2 separate regions of the Homo sapiens genome follow, and region 1 is linked to region 2. A link is an interaction called in ENCODE POLR2A ChIA-PET data of the cell type or tissue named here. Cell type or tissue: Panc1. All regions are shown on one strand. Links, peaks and the distances in the headings refer to the core of each region. The heading gives the core; the rest is flanking DNA.

Region 1 (9,919 bases), core at 1,125-9,124, 820 kb after region 2:
TGGGACGTGAGCCCAGGCATCTCTTCACCCTCACTCTAGGCTACCAGGGGTCGGTAAAGCCAATGAATGCTGCCTCAAGGGTGAAGGAGAGGGCTCATTTGTTGAGCACCTACGGTGTGCCAAGGTTTGTACTCAACTCTTTTCAGAGTTACCTTATTTTTATTTTTTGAGACAGGGTCTCACTGTGTCGCCTAGGGCTGGAGTGCGGTGGTGCGATCACGGCTCACTGCAGCCTTGACCTCCCAGGCTCGAGCAATCCTCCCACCTCAGCCTCCCGAGTAGCTGGGACTATAGGCACCCGCCACCACGCCCGGCTAATTTTTTTTTATTTTTTAGTAGAGACAGGGTTTCATCGTGTTAGCCAGGATGGTCTCGATCTCCTGACCTCGTGATCCACCTGTCTCGGCCTCCCAAAGTGCTGGGATTACAGGCATGAGCCACCGCGCCCGGCCTAATATTTGTATTTTTTGTAGAGAGTGGGTCTTGTCATGTTGCCCAGGCTGGTCTCGAACTCCTAGGCTTAAACAATCCTCCCCCCTCAGCCTCAGAAAGTGCTGGGATTAAAAGCGTTCAGCTACCTCGCCCAGCCCAGAGTTACCTTATTTATTTATTTACTTATTTTTGAGACAGAGTCTCACTCTGTTATCCAGGATGGAGTGCAGTGGCGCGATCTCAGCTCACTGCAACCTCCACCTCCCGAGTTCAAGCGATTCTTGTGCCTCAGCCTCCTGAGTAGCTGGGATTATAGGCACGCCACCACGCCTGGCTGATTTTTGTATTTTTAGTAGAGATGGGGTTTCACCATGTTGGCCAGGCTGGTCTTGAACTCCTGACCTCAGGTGATCCACCTGCCTCGGCCTCCCAAAGTGCTGGGATTACAGGTGTGAGCCACTGAGCCCCGGCATCACTTCTGTTTTCACAGGGAGGAAATTGAGGCTCAGCAAGGTTAAGTCACAGTCTCCGAGGTCAGACTCTTGGAGTGGCGAGGCGGGGATATAAAATCCAGGCTCCAGACACGAGCGCACAACCATCACACCACGCTGTCCTGGTGCAGGAGGGCTGCGAAAGCTCTGGGTGAGGACTGGAGGGACACTGTTTCCCAGCAGCCACTGCGACCCCCAATGCTCCTTGGCCCCCTACCCTCTCCCAGGCTCCTACAGTGGGCCCCTGCTTCTTTACGGATGAGGTCTCCTGGAGCCCGGTACCACAGCCAGCCCCACCCTTGCTGGGCCCTGAGCCTGCACAGCTGGTCTTCAGGTCACTGGGCTTCATGTGACTATGGAGAAGTGACCCCTCCCCACCCGGTCCCCACCAGAGTCCTGCTTAGCCCGGCAGAGGAAAACGGCTGTGAGGGAAGGCACTAAAGATAGCTGCCTCGCCAACTTCCCCATCCTACTGGCCGCTGTCTCCTCCCCAGTGGGCTTCTCCAGCAGACCTCCACCCCAGGCCATCCTTGAGCCTGGTCAGCCAGCCCGGGGCATAAGCAGGGACCCAGGCGATGGTCACCACCATGGCCGCTGTTACTGAAGACTCACGGGCCCCAGGCACTGGGCCAGGCAGGACTGTGTGCCTTACTGCACAGAAACCCCTCAACAGGGGGCAGCAAGGAGCTGCCTGTCACCCCCACTTGATAGATGGGGATCCAAGCACAGAGGAGGACCAGCTGGTGTGAAAGCCCCAGCTCATCCTCATGCCAGCAGCTGGGAACACACCTGGACATTGACACGCCACGCCATCTTCCCCCATGGCCCAGGGCCTATGGACACACTGGCTTGGCAACACCAGAGCCTATGATGAAGACACCATGTCATCCCCCATCCATCTGTGACACCATCTCCACCCGCAGCAGGAATATTTACATCAGGGAAACAGGCAGACACTAGAGATCAGGGCCATTCCTCCAGGGAGCTGCTTGTTAGACATTTACCAGCACAGCACTGACCCCAACCTTCTGTTCTGCTGGTGACACCAATGGCTGAACCCAGCTGGAAGTGGCAAGGGAGTTTAGTTGATATAGTCCCCAGAAGTCAGCATCCTGGGGCACAGAGAAGTGGGTGAAAGGGCGGCTTGAGGATCTGGAGTGACAGACACAAGATCCAGCCCAATGCCCAGTGCTTCCCTCTTGCTTCCTGGGAACCACTATTCCCAGCGTTTCTCATATACATTTAATCAGAGGCAGGACCTCCCGCCTCAGCAGCTTCCCTGGCTCCACATTGCACATTCATTTACAGCTGACCTGTGAACAATGTGGGGATCGAGGCAGTAACCCCCCATGCAGTAAAAAATCCAGGTGTAACTTTTGACTCCCCTAAAACTTAACTACTGGCCGGGCTCGGTGGCTCATGCCTATAATCCCAGCACTTTGAGAGGCCGAGGTGGGTGGATCACGAGGTCAGGAGATTGAGACCATCCTGGCTAACACAGTAAAACCCTGTCTATACTAAAAAAATACAAAAAAATTAGTTGGGTGTGGTGGTGCGTGCCTGTAGTCCCAGCTACTTGGGAGGCTGAGGCAGGAGAATGGCCTGAACCCAGGAGGTGGAGCTTGCAGTGAGCCGAGATCACGCCACTGCACTCCAGCCTGGGCGATGGAGCGAGACTCTGTCTCAAAAAAAAAAAAAAAATTTTAACACTCAGTAACTTTTTTTTTTTTTGAGACGGAGTCTCGCTCCGTCGCCCAGGGTGGAGTGTAGTGGCACCATCTCGGCTCACTGCAACCTCTGCCTCCTGGGTTCAAGAGATCCTCCTTCCTCAGCCTCCCGAGTAGCTGGGACTACAGGTGCCTGCCACCACACCCGGCTAATTTTGTATTTTTAGTAGAGACAGGGTTTCACCATGTTGGCCAGACTGGTCTCAAACTCCTGACCTCAAGTGATCCGCCCGCCTCAGCCTCCCAAAGTGCTGGGATTACAGGCATGCGACGCTGCACCCGGCCTTAACTACCAATAACTTACTGTTGACTGTGAAAACAGTTGATTAACACATATTTTGTGTGTTACGTGTATTATATACTATAGTCTTATAATAAAGTAAGGTAGAGAAAAGAAAATGTTATTAAGATAATCTGGCTGGGCATAGTGGCTCATGCCTGTAATCTCAGCACTTTGGGAGGCCAAGGCAGGCGGACCGTCTGAGGTCAGGAGTTCGAGACCAGCCTGGCCAACATGGTGAAACCCCGTCTCTACTAAAAATATAAAAATTAGCTGGGCATGGTGGCGCGCGCCTGTTATCCCAGCTACTCAGGAGGCTGAGGCATGAGAATCGCTTGAACCCAAGAGGTGGAGGTTGCAGTGAGCCGAGATCGCGCCATTGCACTCCAGCCTGGGGGACAAGAGTGAGACTCCATCTCAAAAAAAAAAAAAAAAAAAGAAGTGGAAACTCCAAGTCCAAATCCGTGTTGTTCGAGGGTCAGCTGTATTTTTTTTTTCTTGATCCAGGTTTTTGCTCTGTCGCCCAGGCTGGAGTGCAGTGGTGTAATCTCGGCTCACTGCAACCTCTGCCTCCCAGGTTCAAGAGATTCTCCTGCCTTACCCTCCCGAGTAGTTGGGATTACAGGCACAGACCACCACGCCCAGCTAATTTTAGTATTTTTAGTAGAGTTGGTGTTTCACCATGTTGGCCAGGCTGGTCTCAAACTCCTGACCTCAGGTGATCCACCCACCTTGGCCTCCCAAAGTGCTCAGATGGCAGGAGTGAGCCACTGCGCCCAGCCTTGAGGGTCAATTGTATTCATATGTCACCGTTACCAACCTTTATTAGGCACCAACAGGCATTCAAGGCTCTTCACTAGGCGGCTGCAGCCTGCCAGCTCATCCCAGGCTGCTGTGCCTCAGCCGTGCGAGACCACCAGAGTCGCCCTTCCACCTGTGCCTCGGTGTCCCTGTCTACAATCCTGGTGTGGTGCGTGGAAAAGAGCTGCCTGGGCTGGCAATTGGCAGCTCAAGGGCCAGCCCAGCTCGCAGTTATGCTTTGTTTGGTCCTCAGAGTTGCAAAAGAAAATTAAAGGGTACTGACCTTTGCTTTCACGCAGAACTCACATTTCCAGCTTCTTTAGGCAATAGGGTGATCTGGCGGCAACAGGCTGGAGCTGCAAAGCTGCTGCCCTCCCACCATGGCCCTCCCCAGCCTCTGTCTCAGGGTTACCTCTGCAGGCCTGGCAGCCAGCAGGGTCCAGCACACAGTAGGTGCTCAGTGAAGAACTGGGAGGTGGAAGAGACTGGGACAGAGGGACGAATGAAGCGCCTACCAGCCGCTCCTATGAAACCCCTGTTTGGGTGAGCTTGTTTTACACGAGGCCTTGAATTCAGGAGTTGGCAGACTTTGACCTTTTTTTATTTTTTATTTTTGAGACGGAGTCTTATTCTGTTGCCCAGGCTGGAGTGCAGTGATGCCATCCTGGCTCATCACAGCCTCGACCTTCTGGCACAAGTGATCCTCCTGCCCCAGCCTCCCAAGTAGCTGGGACTACAGGTGCATGCCACCACGCCTGGCAAATTTGTTTTTTTAGACGGAGTCTTGCTCTGTTGCCCAGGCTGGAGTGCAGTGGTGCAATCTCAGCTCACTGCAACCTCTGCCTCCTGGGTTCAAGCATTTCTTCTGCCTCAGCTTCTTGAGTAGCTGGGACTACAGGCGTGTGCCACCACGCCCAGCTAATTTTTGTATTTTTAGTAGAGACGGGTTTGACTATATTGGCCAGGCTGGTCTCCAACTCCTGACCTCGTGATCAGCCCGCCTCAGCCTCCCAAAGTTCTGAGATTACAGGCGTGAGCCACTGTGCCCAGCTCTATGCCTGGCTAATTTAAAAAAAATTATTTTGTAGAGACAGGGCCTCACTATGTCACCCAGGCTGGTTTTGAACTCCTGGGCTCAAGCAATTCTCCAGCCTCGGCCTTCCAAAGTGCTGGGATTACGGACGGACGCCACCACAACTGGCCACTACACTTTGATCTTTAAAAACCTGATCAATAGCATGAGCCTGGAAACCATCCAAAAGTCCACTGGCCCTGAGGCCATCATGCACAGCGTTGTCTCCTCGGCCTGGGAGCGTCACGTGGCAGTGCAGGTGGAGCTGGAGTCACAGACGCCCCTCACGGAGGGACCTCTCAGTGCAGAGCAAAAAGGGCAAGTTGCAGAGAAATTCCCATGTTGCAGAGAGATAGCTGTTCCCTTCTTTCGGCATGTGTGAAGGATTTTATAATTTATTAAAAACATGCAAATGGGGCCAGGCGCAGCGGCTCACGTCTGTAATCCCAGCACTTTGGGAGACTGAGGCAGGTGGATCACCTGAGGTCAGGAGTTTGAGACCAGCCTGGCCCACATGGCGAAACCCCGTTTCTACTAAAAATACAAAAATTAGCGGGGCCTGGTGGTGGGTGCCTGTAATCCCAGCTACTCAGGAGGCTGAGGCAGGAGAATCGCTTGAACCCGGGAGGTGGAGGTTGCAGTGAGCTGAGATCGCATTACTGCACTCCAGTCTGGGCGACAGAGTGATACTGTGTTTCAAAATAATAATAATAATAATACAATAAATAAATAAATAAATAAATAAATAATGAATGGCAAACCCAGTCTGCATTGGCTGCATGGCATAGTGGACAGTGACCGGGATGGGCACTGGGGTGGCCTCCTGTGCCAGCTCTCCTGAGAACTCATGGTGCAGGCTTGGTGAGGCCTGTCTGGGCCTCAGTTTCCTTGTCTGTGGCATGGGGGCTCAGGCTGAGGGAGGGCAGGGTTGCACAATTTCTCAGAGCCCTTTCAGCTGTGAGGCTGGGACTCCAAAGCTCAAAGGAAGTACAGAGTGAAAAGACTGACAGAGAGATGCTGTGGGCTCTAGCAATCAGGGAAGGCTTCCTGAAAGAGGGGGCTTGAGCTGAGCTGTGAAGGCTGAGCAATGCCCTGCCAGGGTTAACCTGAACAGGAAGGGTGGGCATTCATGATGCCAAGGAATTGATTGATGCAGGACAAGAAAGGGCTGGCCAAATTAGGGCTTAGCCTTGGAGGGTTCTTGGCTTCTCCCAGGAAAGAATTCAAGGGCGAGCAGATGGTGTTAAACAGCACCTTTCACTGAAGTGACAGTGTACAGTAGCAGCAGAGGTCTCGCTCTTCCTGGAGCAGGGGTACCCCATAGGCAGTGGGCCCAGACCAGCAGCTCAGAAGCAGGGTTGCCCTCATATTTATACCTACTTTAATTATATGCAAATGAAGGGGCGGGTTATGCAGAAATTTACAGGACAAGGGGGCAACTTCTGGGTTGTTAGGTCAATGCTATAGAAGAGGTTGGCAATTTCAGGGAGTTGCCATGGCAATGGTAAACTGATATGGCACACTGGTGGGCGTGTCTTAGGGGGAGGTGCTTCACCGACCTGTTTTAGCTAGTCCTCAATTTGGTCCAGTGTCTGAGCTGTGCCTCTGGAGTCAAGTCCGACCTCCTACCTCGGAATGAGTTTGTGAGAGAGACTTCAGGCACGCAGGCAGTGAGTTAGGGAGATATTTGCGGGTGGGCTGTGGGAGGCCTTCCCTGAGATCTTCCATTGGACCTCATCCCAGGGTACTCACTTCTCCATCCTGGATGGGTGGGTGGGCGTGGGAAGTGGATCTCATGGCTCGTTGTGCCCCATGAGCCAGGCATTGCACCTGCTCTTGTCGTGCATGGTCCATTTGCTCCTCACACCTGAGGAAGGGGGCGGCAGGCACAAAGGTCACCCCCGTTTCACAGGAGAAGAAACTGGGCTCCACAGCCAGGCTCCTCTGGGCTCGTCTACCTGGGGAGGTAGAGGAGAGGAAGCCCCTTGGGGAAGCAGGAGGCCAATGCTCAGAGCTCCTGTGTGGCCATTCTTCCTGCCCAGAATGCCATTCCCTCTTGTCTGTGGTGGGAACCCCAACTTGCCCTTCCGGGCTTGGCTCCAATGTCACCTCCTCCTGGAAGCCTTCCCTGACCCCCACCTGCATCGGGGTTGCCTGATGTTTGCTCTTTTGCACTCTCTGCTTCTCCCTCCCCACTTTGTGCTCCACGTCCATCTTCCCAGCCAAGCGGGGACCTCCTTGGGTCCCGGGTTGTGTCTGTCTTGCCTTTTTTGTACCCTCTGCACCCAGCACAGTGCTGAGCACATCGTAGGAGTTCAATGAACGTTTGTTGAAAGACCCATTGCCTGAAGGCACGCACGCATAAACTAAGAATGAATGAGGTGACTTGCCCAGGGTCACCCAGATGGTCAGGGCTGCATGGCCCTGGTGGAACAGCAGCACCCAATCCCCTCTGGCCTCCTGCCTGGTTTCCTGCTTCTGTTCTATTTTTTTTTTTTTTTGAGATGGTGTCTCCCTCTGTTGCCCAGGCTGGAGTGCAGTGGCACAATCTTGGCTCACTGCAACCTCAGTCTCCCGGGTTCGAGTGATTCTCCTGCCTCAGCCTCTGGAGTAGCTGCGATTACAGGCTCCTGCCACCACACTTGGCTAATTTTTTGTTGTTGTTGTATTTTTAGTAGAGATGGCATTTCACCATGTTGGCCAGGCTGGTCTCGAACTACTGACCTCAAATGATCCACCTGCCTCAGCCTTCCAAAGTGCTGGGATTACAGGCGTGAGCCACCGTGCCCAGCCCCACTTCTGTTCTTGATGCTCACATCTATCCTTTACCCGGCGGCCAGAGTCAAACAAACCCCTGTCAGATTGCACCCTGCCTCTGCTGCACACCCTCCATAGCTCTGCTGGATGCAGAGTGAGAGCTCAGGCCACCACAGTGCCCAGGACCCGCTCCTCCCAGGCCTCATGGCCACACAGGTCTCCTCTCTGTTCCTGCAATGCAGCAGGCTGGCCACCGCCTCGGGCGCCTTTGCACTGGCTCTCCCCGATTCTTGGAATGCTCGTCCCTGGAAATTTGCAGAGGCCACTTTCTCAGCTGCAACCTTGCTGCCCCAGGGCTCCTGACCCCGCACCCCACTCTGCCTCCTCTGTTCCAGGCACTGTCGCCTGCCACCGGCAGCAGGATGCACTTCTGTGTCATGGTCACTGCGTGTCTCCCCGAGTCCCACTAGGGCAGGGCCCTTTATTTGGGTCTCTGTTCTCCAGGCTTCCAGAGAAGGGAGGGCGGGGGAGATGTGGTCTGGAGCGCGTGAGAGACCGGGGAGAACTCCAAGGTGCAGCAACTTCCTCAAAGCAAATTTAGGAAAAGCTGAAGTGAAAAAGGCTCGGGCAGCTGCGTGCTTCCTGCAGCCGGTCCGGAGCCCAGGGCATGTGTCTGGGTCTGTGTGTGACTTGTGTGTCTGCATGTCTGTCTGTGTGAGTGTATATTGTGGGGTGGGGGGCAGTGGATTCTGGAACCAGGGACCTCTCAGAGCCTCAGGGGGCAGAGCTAGGTGGTCTCTGGCCCAGGGGCTCCAGACAGGGGTTCTGGTTCCGCAGAGCTGTGGGGCTGGGTGCTTCTGTCCTTTTCCCCTGGGGCAGAGTGACCTAAGAGGACAGGATGCGTGTAAACTCTGGAGCGGACTTTCAGGGTTCCATTCCCAGCTGCACCACTTCCTGCGTGACCTTGAGGAAGTGATTTAACCACACTGTGCCTCAGTCTCATCATCTGAGAAATGGACATGCTGAGGCTCCTGCCGCCATGCTTGGCTAATTTTAATTAACAGGCCACCTCCTGTTGTTGCCAGGATTTGATGAATGAAGGCGTGTGAGCGGCTGAGACCCACATTTGGCCGTCAGCTCACATTCACCACGGGCGTCAGTCTAAGATCCAGTGTGAGCGAGACCCAGGCCAGCCTCAGGGAGGGGGCGCCAGGCAGAGGGAGAGGCCGCCAGTGCTGTGCAGTGGTGTGAGGGCTGGGGAGGCAAGCTGGGGAGGCAAGCTGGGGAGGGGTCCCACCCCAGGCAGGGAGCCCGGAGGAAGGCGGTCTCAGGGGAGGCTGAACAGGCCAGGAAAGAGGAAGAAGAGAAAGTGGCCACAGGGACAGGGCAGCAAGGGTCAAGCCTGCAGGGGGAGAGATGGATGGGTGAGGGCTGCGAGAAACTCGGGGATACCCATGCCCAGTGGGACCAAGGGATGGGGCTGGAGTGCAGCCACATGTTCCACCTCCCCCAAGTGCCAGGCTGCATTGGACTTTGTCCTGGAGCCGTGCAGAGCCATGGGAGGTTTTTGAGCAGGGGCTCGGAGGCCTCAGCTCATGGTTTCCATCTGGTTCCAGGCTGATGGGGAGGCACCATCACAGCCCAGGTCAGGAAGGTGAGACACTCATACCAAACACTTAGAAAACAGGGCCAGAGGCCGGGCGCGGTGGCTCACGCCTGTAAACCCAGCACTTTGGGAGGCCGAGGCGGATGGATCACCTGAGGTCAGGAGTTCGAGACCAGCCTGGCCAACATGGTGAAACCCTGTGTCTACTAAAAATACAAAGAATTAGCCCGGCGTGGTGGCGGGTGCCTGTAATCCCAGCTACTCAGGAGGCTGAGGCAGAAGAATCGCTTGAACCCAGGAGGCGGAGGTTGCAGTGAGCCAAGATTACGCCATTGCACTCCAGCCTGGGCAATAAGAGCGAAACTCCATCTCAAAAAAAAAAAAAAAGCCAGAGCACCCGACTCGGTGGCTGAAAAAGTCTTAAGGGGCAAAGGGGCCTGTGAAGGTTTCCTGGCGGAGGCCCTGGAAGTGAGCCTCAGTGGAGCCAATAAGAGACCTCCTCAGCCTGCTGAGTGACTTCAGGCAAACCACTGCCCTCTCTGGTCTCAGCTCCCACCTGCCCTGGCAGGGACTCACCTGGCCCCACCCCTGTGTCTCTCTTGGGCTCTGACATTCCACGATCACAGATGGGCAAGAATGGAATCCGCCAGAGGCAGATTCAGATTCTTGATTTAGACGGAGAATCTGCCTCGGTCTCCCCCCTGCACTGTGTTGGGGGTCAGGCAGGGAGGACAATCGCGTTTGATTGTCAAA
Region 2 (9,919 bases), core at 1,283-9,282:
GAAGCATATACATATCTGTGCCTCCGGATTTTACAGAATATATATATATATATATATATTTTTTTTTTTTTTTTTTTTTTTTTTTGAGACAGAGTCTTGCTCTGTCCCCCAGGCTGGAGTGCAGTGGCGCGATCTTGGCTCACTGCAAGCTCCGCCTTCCAGGTTCACGCCATTCTCCTGCCTCAGCCTCCCAAGTAGCTGGGACTACAGGCGCCTGCCACCATGCTCGGCTAATTTTTTTGTATTTTTAGTAGAGATGGCGTTTCACTGTGTTAGCCAGGATGGTCTCGATCTCCTGACCTCGTGATCCACCCGCCTTGGCCTCCCTAAGTGCTGGGATTACAAGCTTGAGCCACTGCGCCCAGCCTTTTTTTTTTTTTTTTTGAGATGGAGTCTCACTCTGTTGCCCAGGCTGGAGTACAGGGGCATGATCTTGGCTCACTGCAACCTCTGCCTCCCATGTTCAAGCAATTCTCCTGCCTCAGCCTCCCAAGTAGCTGGGACTACAGGCCCCTCGCCCTCGCCCTCGCCCTCGCCTCGCCTTTATTGAGATGGAGTTTCACACTGTCACCCAGGCTGGAGTGCCGTGGTGTGATCTTGGCTCACTGCAACCTCTGCCTCCTGGCTCCGTCCCGTCCCGTCCCGTCTCGTCTCGTCTTTATTGAGATGGAGTTTCACACTGTCACCCAGGCTGGAGTGCAGTGGTGTGATCTTGGCTCACTGCAACCTCTGCCTCCTGGGTTCAACTGATTCTCCTGCCTCAGCCTCCCGAGTAGCTGGGATTACAGGCACAGCTGGGATTACAGGTGCACACTAACAGGCCCAGCTAATTTTTGTATTTTTAGTAGAGATGGGGTTTTGCTATGTTGGCCAGGCTAGTCTCAAACTCCTGACCTCAAGTCATCTGCCTGCCTCGGCCTCCCAAACTGCTGGGATTACAGGCGTGAGCCACTGCACCCAGTCACAGAAGGTAATTTTCATATTTAACCTCTAAAAATATGGAACAATAAGACAGATCCATGGGTAACTCTGTTAATTTGATTCAATTTTATCTCTCACATACACAGCAGAAAAATTAAATAAGCCCTGAAGTGGTCCTTGGGAAAAATGTAAGAAATATTCACTGTTCCTCCAAAGGATATGTTCAGAGGCATCTGAAGTTTTACATTAACAAAAACTCTGTCAACTTGTCTTCCTTCAGCATTTACAATAGAAGCTTTCACAACAATAGCAGAACTCTCTTTGAGAAATTTGTTAGGTCATACAAAATTGCAATCTGGTGACCATTCAGGGAAAAAAAGCTCGTTCTAAACTGATGTGAAATTTAACATTCTTTCTTCCTGCCTCCACTTTAAGTGGTTGGAGCTCCAATAATTAAAACAAAGAATAAATAATAGTTTAAGGAGTCAATTCTGTGTATCAACACCCAACACAGTTCCTAGCACACAGTAGGTGCTCAATAAATATGTGCTGAATTAATCAGGAGAGAGGAGGGGAGGAAAGGAGGCAAAAATAAGGAATTATGCTTGTGCATAATTCAGGAATGATCTATAATCTGTTTACAGCAGTCTTTTAGAAACCATCACCTGCTTTATATCTTTCTGGCAGAGAAAAAAAAAAAAATCCCTAAACTCAAGAGGTCAAAGTCTACAATTCCCAACTCCCGAAGAATATATAATCCTAATCCATCTCTGAACTTCAATAAACATCTCTCTCCAAGAAAATGTTACGGAAGATGCTGCACAGTTTCAGAGAGCACTCTTCAAGAGGAACAGCAAAATTCACTTCCTCCAATAAGACTTCTATACCGCGCTGGGCACAGTGGCTCAGCCTGTAATCCCAGCACTTTGGGAGGCTGAGGCGGGCGGATCACGAGGTCAGGAGATCGAGACCTTCCTGGCTAACACGCTGAAACCCCGTCTCTACTAAAAAATACAAAAAATTATCTGGGCAAAAAATTATCCGGGCGTGGCGGCAGGCGCCTGTCAAGTCCCAGCTACTCGGGAGGCTGAGGCAGGAGAATGGCGTGAACCCGGGAGGCGGAGCTTGCAGTGACCCGAGATCGCACCACTGCACTCCAGCCTGGGCAACAGAGCGAGACTCTGTCTCAAAAAAAAAGACTTCTATACCAACCCTGCCCATCCATAAGGGCTCCTGATCTATACTTGCACAACTTACCTGGATATTTTGTAAACCATATTGACCGTTTATTCATTTGTTAACTATTTTTTTTTTTTTTTTTTTTTTTTAGACGGAGTCTCCCTGTCGCCCAGGCTGGAGTGCAGCGGCGCAATCTTGGCTCACTGCAAGCTCCACCTCCCGGGTTCACGCCATTTTCCTGCCTCAGCCTCCCGCGGGGGACTACAGGCATCCGCCACCTCGCCCGGCTAATTTTTTTTTTTTGCATTTTTAGTAGAGACGGAGTTTCACCGTGTTAGCCAGGATAGTCTGGATCTCCTGACCTCGTGATCCGCCCGCCTCGGCCTCCCAAAGTGCTGGGATTACAGGCGTGAGCCACCGCGCCCGGCCAATTCATTTGTTAACTATTCTTAGCACCTTCGCTACAACTGCAATTCCAAGCCTTTCCTCTTAATAGGAAATCAAAACTTGTCATTTCAAGTCTTCAACTGTGTACTCTACACTCTACCAACTACAATGACTTCTCTTTCGAAGGCAATACAAAGAAAAGCTGAACCCACTTCCTTTCTTTCTTTCCTCCTCCAAAACTCCCTCCGCCATTAAACAAGAGTCAGAAGAGCAGGATTTGGGCCTGAGCTCAGGCATTACTGCAGTACGAGGCCCGTTAAGCCTGGGAATCTGAGAAACCTTTTTCTAACTGCACTCTGCCTTCCTCAACCCATTTCTTCCCTCTTTTCTCAAACATGCATAGTCCTCTTCCATTTAAAAAAAATCTTTCACTTGAACTTAATCCTCCTCCTCATTGTTCTCTCTTCCATTTATTTCCAAATGTCCTAAAATTGGGTGGTGGACTATAGTCATAACTCATTTTTAAAAATCATTTAATTTCTCTTTAACCCATAAAATTTGGTTTCTGCACCTCCTACTCCAATTAAATGGCACCCTTGAACACCAGTAAGTTCTTTTTAGAAACTATCATAGAAAATTTAAAACATGTACAAAGTAAATACAAATAAACTCCTATGTACCCATCACAACACTTCAATAGTTGCCAACATTCTGCCATTCCTGCTTCATCTATACTTCCATGTATTCTCCACTCCATTTGATTGTCAGTTTCACCACATAAAACATACCTACACTGTAACCATTTTTATTGTAATTATAAACAATTGCACCCCTATCAGACACAGAACATCTCCATCACCCCCTAGAAAGTTTTCTCATATCCTTTCTCTTTAATTAGTTCTTAAACAAATCCAGGTGTCTTTTCTCACTTGTCAACCTCCTTGATTCTTGGCAGCATCTGAAGTTACTGAGTGAGCCTTTCTCTTGAAATTCCCCTTTTGATTTCTATGATGCAAAAGGATCTCAATCCATCCTCGAGTCACATCAGTTTTGGCGCCAAAATACACCTCAAGTCTGTCTTTCCTCCACTTCCAGTAACACCCATGAATGTAGTCCTACCCGAACAGCTGCACGTGCCTTCTCACCAGGCTCCCTGCTTCCACTCTTACCTCTTTCCAATCCACTGTCCAGACAGCAGACAGAGCCACCTCTTAAAATGCAAATCCTACACATCACATCACTCCTCGAGTGAACAGCCTTCAATGGCTGCCCTAGGCATGGAGAATAGGTCCACGTTGCACACTGTGGCCTCTGAGGTCTTGCAAGGTCTCTGTCTCTCTCTCTAACCTCCTGTCACACTTGGCCCACAGGTTTCTGAGAGTTCTTAGAAGAGGCCAAGGGCTTTTGCAGCTGTTTCCTGTGTCTAGAACACTGTTGCTTCAGCTCTCCACACAGCTGGCTCCCTTGCCCATTAGCTTCAGCTGAAATGTCCCCGTCTCAGAGAGACCTTCCTTGACTAGCTACGCTCTTCCTCCCAGCTGCCCTGCATGACATGGCTTTATTTTTTTCATAGTACTTACCATCATTTATAATTATTATCTTTATTTATATTTATTCATGTCTCCCACTAAAATGAAACCGCCTTGAGAGTAGGAACCATGTATTTTTGGTTCACTGTTGTATCCCATGATAACACGTGCTTAATAATTATTTATTGAAGGCCAGGCGCAGTGGCTTACACCTATAATTCCAGCACTTTGGGAGACTGCGGCAGGAGAATCACTTGAGCCCAGAAGTTCGAGACCAGCCTGGGCAACACAGCAAGACTCTGTCTCTACCAAAAAAAAAAAGAGAGCCAGGTGTGGTGGCACACACCTGTGGTCCCAGCTACTTGGGAGGCTGAGGTGGGAGAATTGCTTGAGGCTGGGTGGTTGAGGCTGCAGTGAGCTGTGAGCTGTGAGCTGTGAGCCGTGAGCCGTGAGCCGTGAGCCGTGAGCCGTGATCATACCACCACACTCCAGACTTGGTGACAGAGAAAGATCCAGTCTCAAAAAAAATATATTGAACAAAAATAAATTCAGCTGAAAATCACTTTTTGGTAAAAAATTCTCTACTTTTCCTCAAAACCTACTACCTTTCCTAATGGCCTTCTGTTAACAGACATCCACAAACTATGTAACCACAGCAAAATGACAAATTCCAGCCATACATTAAATCATTCCAAATATAAGATTTTATTGATTGATTGATTTACACCCTCGGAGGAGGAGAATGGACTGACCCCTGCGAGATGAGATCAGCCTCCAAATATAAGATTTTAAACAAAAGCAAACATCAGGAGGAAAAACATAAGAGCCTGAGTTAAACTAAGGCTGATGAAGTTGAAGTTATAATCTAATTTATAACAGAAGCATCCACTTAGTGCAAGTATAAAAAGAATGTTCTCTTATTCTTGAGTCTAATTCATTCTGAACTGATAAACTATTCAGTAATTGAAAAATCAAGAAAGCTAGTCATTTATTTTTCCAAAAAGAAGTTGAAAACTGAGTTTATGGCACAGTAATATATTCTATACCAGTCTAATTACATGTTCACCAAGCAATCTCCCAATTATACCTTCTCTTTCCAGGGAGAAAATGTACTAGCCAGAAATCCAATCTTCCTTTTTTTTGAGGCAGGGTCTGGCTTTGCTGCCCAGGCTGGAGTGCAGTGGCATGATCACAGCTCACTGCAGCGTCAACAGCCCTGGGTACAAATGATCCTCCTACCTCAGCCTCCTGAGTAGCTGGGACTGCAGGCATGCACCACCATGCCCAACTAATTTTTGTATTTTTTGGAGACAGGGTTTTGTCATGTTGCCTAGGCTGGTCTCGAAGTCTTGAGCTCAAGCAATCTGCCCACCTCGGACTCCCAAAGTGCTGGGATTGCAGGCATGAGCCCCAATCTTCCTTAACATTATATTTCACTATCAATTAGTAAATTAGGATCTTGAGGAAGGGTGTATATGTACCTCAGAAATTCTGGGGTGTGTGTATCTTGGGTGTCCTGGGTATGTGTGCCTCTGTGTGTGTGTGTGTGAGGGAGATTCCTAGATCGTGTGTGTACCTCACAGGCTCTGACTAACCCTACATCAGATTCAGGGTCTAAATGAGTCTGATGAAAACCTATATGCTTCTGCTTTAGCTACGGAAAGAAGAAAGAAATCTGGTGATATGGGAAAGGAAAACTAAGAGGACAGGATGACATCTGTCCCTCCACCCAAGCCACGGACTAGATCATAGCCCCGCAGAGGGGGCATTCAGAAAGAAATGGAAAGAGTTGTTTTCAGAGCTCCCAGGAAGAGCTACAGACAATTCTGAATGGACAGAGAGGGAAGTAAAAGTAATACTAAGGGTCTCATGTAACTATGTTAAGAAGCAGCCAAGGAAAATCAGCACATGGAGCCAGATATAGACAAAAATATAGATAAATATTTATATATAGGATTTATATATAGGATTAATATATATTTATTTTTATTTTATTTATTATATATATTTACATACAAGATTTGATGATGATAACACTCCTTAGGCTCTAGATTGAAAAAACAAAGCAAACAAATTACCATTTAAAAATTTATAATATGTAGCCATAAAAAAGAATTAAATCATCCAGGCATGGTGGCTCATGCCTGTAATCCCAGTACTTTGGAAGACCTAGGTGGGTGGAGTGCTTGAGATCAGAAGTGTGAGACCAGCCTGGACAACAAAGTGAGACCCCGTCTCTACAAAAAATACAAAAATTAGCCAGGTTTGGTGGTGTGCACCTGTAGTCCCAGCTACTCAGGAGGCTGAGGTGGGAGGATGGTTTGAGCCTGGGTGGCAGAGGCTGCAATGAGTCAAGATCGTATGACTGCACTCCAGCCTGGGCAATAGAGCCAGGCCCAGTCTAAAAAAAAAAAAAAAAAAAAAAAAAAAAATTAAATAACGTCCTTTGTAGCAACAGGGATACAGCTGAAGGCCATTATCCTAAATGAATTAACACAGAAACAGAAAACCAAATGCTGCATGTTCTCACTTATAAGTGGGAGCTAAACACTGGGTACATGTGGACATAAAGATGGAAACGGTGGACACTGGGGACTCCAAAAGGGAGAGGGAGGGAAGGGAACAAGGGTTCAAAGACAAGCTCTTGGGTACTATGCTCACTACCTGAGTGATGGAATCACTTGTACCCCAAGCCTCAGCATCACACAACATACTCATGCAACAAACCTGCACGTGTACCTCTAAATCTAAAATAAAATAAAATAAAATTTGTAATAGAAAAACACCTAAAAATTATCAGTGACTGCCTCTGTGCAGCAGGAACAGGGGACCAGCTTTGACTCCTGACTTTATATACTTCTGATTTTTTATAAGCCTATAGTAACTTTCGTAACAAACTTTAAAAGACATAGTATTAGTGTTCTAAAAATAAATTATAAAGTTCTCTGTAGTTCAGTAAAATTGTTTTAAATTAGCATATAGGATTAAAAAGTATACTGAAAAGAAAAAATATTTCTCAATCTTATGTTAGGTTCTAATTTAACTCAATCGAATTTTTACAGTCATGTAAAATGAAATACCCATTCTACTCATCCACAGCCTCTACTGTTCAATTTCTACCCAAACTGTACCTTTCAGTAATTTACTGACCTTGGAACTGCTTTCTTCCGATACTTCTCCCTCATTGGTTTGCATGGGAACAGATTTTGTGCAAAACTCTGCAGAAACACAAAAATACTGCCTAAAAGAAGAGAGAAGAAAAAAGTATGTAAGGAATTCAGGGCAAAAAAATTTTTTTTTCAAAGGTTTAGACTGAAATTCTCTCAATAAGGCCACAGATACTGTGAAGTAACTTTGAGTAACTTTGTGTGTGTGTGTGTGTCTATGCACATGCATCTTAAAGGTAAGAAAGGGAGGGAGAGAAGCAGGGAGGGAATGTTTCCCATCTTGGGGGAGAAGGGTAGATAGGAAAGGTTTCCAGCATTGGGATATTAATAGCTCTAGATTTCTTTCCCTATTTTATTTGGCTTTTGGCAGAGGTGGTGGTGAAATTCTTACAGCAGACACTGACCTGCAAGAAAGTATGGCAGTGAGCAAAGCGGCGCACCTGTTGTTCCGCCCCTGCAGGTCACAGTGCCTGGGTATTAGGCTAAGGCTATTGGAATTGGCAGGGTTTCCCGGGCTTATAATTTATGAATAACGTTCCTGCTTTCTTTATAACTGAAATTAAAGTACACTATAATGGCTGGCCCCACTTTTCATTTTTAGGAAATGTGCTTAATAAACTAAATGTCAGTTCATTTATTTTTATATGAGACTATTTATAGGGCAAGACAGTAAAAAGTAATTAAGTTTTCCTCAAAGAATAAAATGAGTCAAGAAAAAGTTTGTTAAAATTTTATGAATTAAAATGTACCAAAAGGAAACTACTAAAAATTTATGCAACATTTTCAAGAATTCATTACATATGTAATTATTGAGGAATATTTTTTTTTTTTTTGAGACACAGTCTTGCTGTGTCGCCCAGGCTGCAGTGCAGTGGTGAGAGTTTGGCTCACTGCAACCTCCACCTCCTGGGTTCAAGCGATGCTCCTGCCTCAGTCTCCCAAGTAGCTGGGACTACAGGCGCCTGCCACCACACCCGGCCGATTTTTGTATTTTTAGTAGAGACAGGGTTTCACTATGTTGGATAGACTGGTCTTGAACTCCTGACCTCGTGATCCGACCGCCTCAGACTCCCAAAGTGCTGGGATTACAGGCGTGAGCCACCGCTCCTGGCCCTATTGAGGAATAATTATTCAAATGACACAAATCTCCATTATAATACAGGTATGAATATTTACAAACCTATCAGCTACTCTAAAGCTCATAGCTACAAAACATAAAAACTAAAAAAGGCCAGGTGCAGTGGCTCATGCCTATAATCCCAGCAATTTGGGAGGCTGAGGCAGGTGGATGGCTTGAGCTAACGCGTTCAAGACCAGCCTGGGGGCGAAACCCCACCTCTACCCAAAATACAAAAATTAGCCAGGCGTGGTGACACATGTATGTGGGCCCAGCTACTTGAGAGGCTGAGGTGGGAGGACTGGTTGAGTCCAGGAGGTCAAGGCTGCAGTGAGCTGTGATCACACCACTGCACTCCAGCCTTGGCAACAGAGTGAGACCCTGTCTCAAAAAAAAAAAAAAAAAAAGGTAAAAAGATGCTGGTAGTGTATGTTTTTTGTGTGTGCAAGAAAAATCTATTAATGCACAACGCTTGATGATCTGTTTTGGTGTAGGCTTCTCTATAACCAGCCAAGACTCAAGGCTAAGAAGGCACTTCCAGGAAGCTGTTGCCTCATCTACTGGGTGGGAAGGGGTTACCAAAATATCTACTTTGCTCACCCACCTAGCAAGGTCTTGTTGGGAACAAATGCATATTTATGTGATGTGAAGTGTAAAATCAGTACAGTAGAAGCTCTCAATTGATATCCATTCACTTGCTCCCAGCTTAATCAACATTGCCCATCCTCTCTGTAAAACACATGAGGGATGCTCACAGCAAGTGAAAATAGGCTTTCTCTAGTTGATTTTGTCCCTCACCTATTTATCACAGTTGTGCAAAAAAAAAAAAAAAAAGTTCTCTTTCTATAAAAATTAGGTTGATAGCATTGGAAAAACTCAATAACTTATCCAGAAAGATTTTATGTGTAATTTGCTTCACAGATGTCTTTAAGTTCTCCTACTTCACTGAAACAGAGACTGCATTTCTCTGTTTCATTATAGGCATAGCTGAACCAGATGATGCATTATAGGCATAGCTGAACCAGAAAAACTCCTTGGAACTCCATTCATGCTTGCAGGCCTGTGCTCAGCACACTCCTTGGTCTGGTGCTGTACTGTCTGCTTCCTCCAGACCCACGCTCCATTCTCCGCCTAACTGTGTGCCCCAGGGGACACCATCATTGGGCTCCTTATCTTCTGGCTGCTGGCTGGGCTAAGCCAGTGGGAGGCACTGACTGGAGACAGGAGGTCGGGAGAGGAAGAAGGGATGGCAGTGGTTGTTTCTTCTATGAAAGGGCACTGCTCTCAACTTGCTGGCTTCTCCTTCAGCTTTAATCTTTTTACTTTCATCCTTTCTGGATTCTCCTATTTGGCTGTTCTATTTTTCTTAAGTCTCTTTCTAGCTTGACTTGCCTGGCTAAATTAGTTTTTTCCTTCTCTGACAATCACTGCTATTTCCCGTTACCGACTCCTCCTCCCTATCCCCCAACACTGCACACTGTCATCTCTCCTCCCCCATGCTATCACCCTCTACCCAAGGCTTTAACCAAGACTTCTGCCCCTCCACTCACTTCTTAAAATCCATCGTGTCCCAATAAGATCCTACCAAGGCCCAAGTCTTACCTTCTCTACTACTACAG

The links. Peaks named below come from ENCODE experiments on the same cell type or tissue, not always from the same donor. Only the 100,000 strongest peaks of a DNase experiment are listed, where the experiment ranks them.
Region 1: POLR2A ChIA-PET joins it to region 2 with 20 read pairs; 2 of 35 experiments call an interaction of 5 or more read pairs at or near these places.

What each region holds. Positions count from the first base shown.
Region 1 is chr22:39,298,576-39,308,494 of GRCh38, reverse strand. No RefSeq gene overlaps it. Among named protein-coding and RNA genes, the nearest start is that of SNORD83B, 10 kb to the left of the region's middle. In Panc1, for the core only: CTCF peaks have their summits at 1,387 and 1,598 (motif pointing right); no DNase peak of the experiment used is centred there; H3K4me3 peaks cover 371 bases; H3K27ac peaks cover 3,311 bases.
Region 2 is chr22:40,123,110-40,133,028 of GRCh38, reverse strand. It overlaps a transcript of TNRC6B not described here. Among named protein-coding and RNA genes, the nearest start is that of TNRC6B, 50 kb to the left of the region's middle. In Panc1, for the core only: no CTCF peak of the experiment used is centred there; no DNase peak of the experiment used is centred there.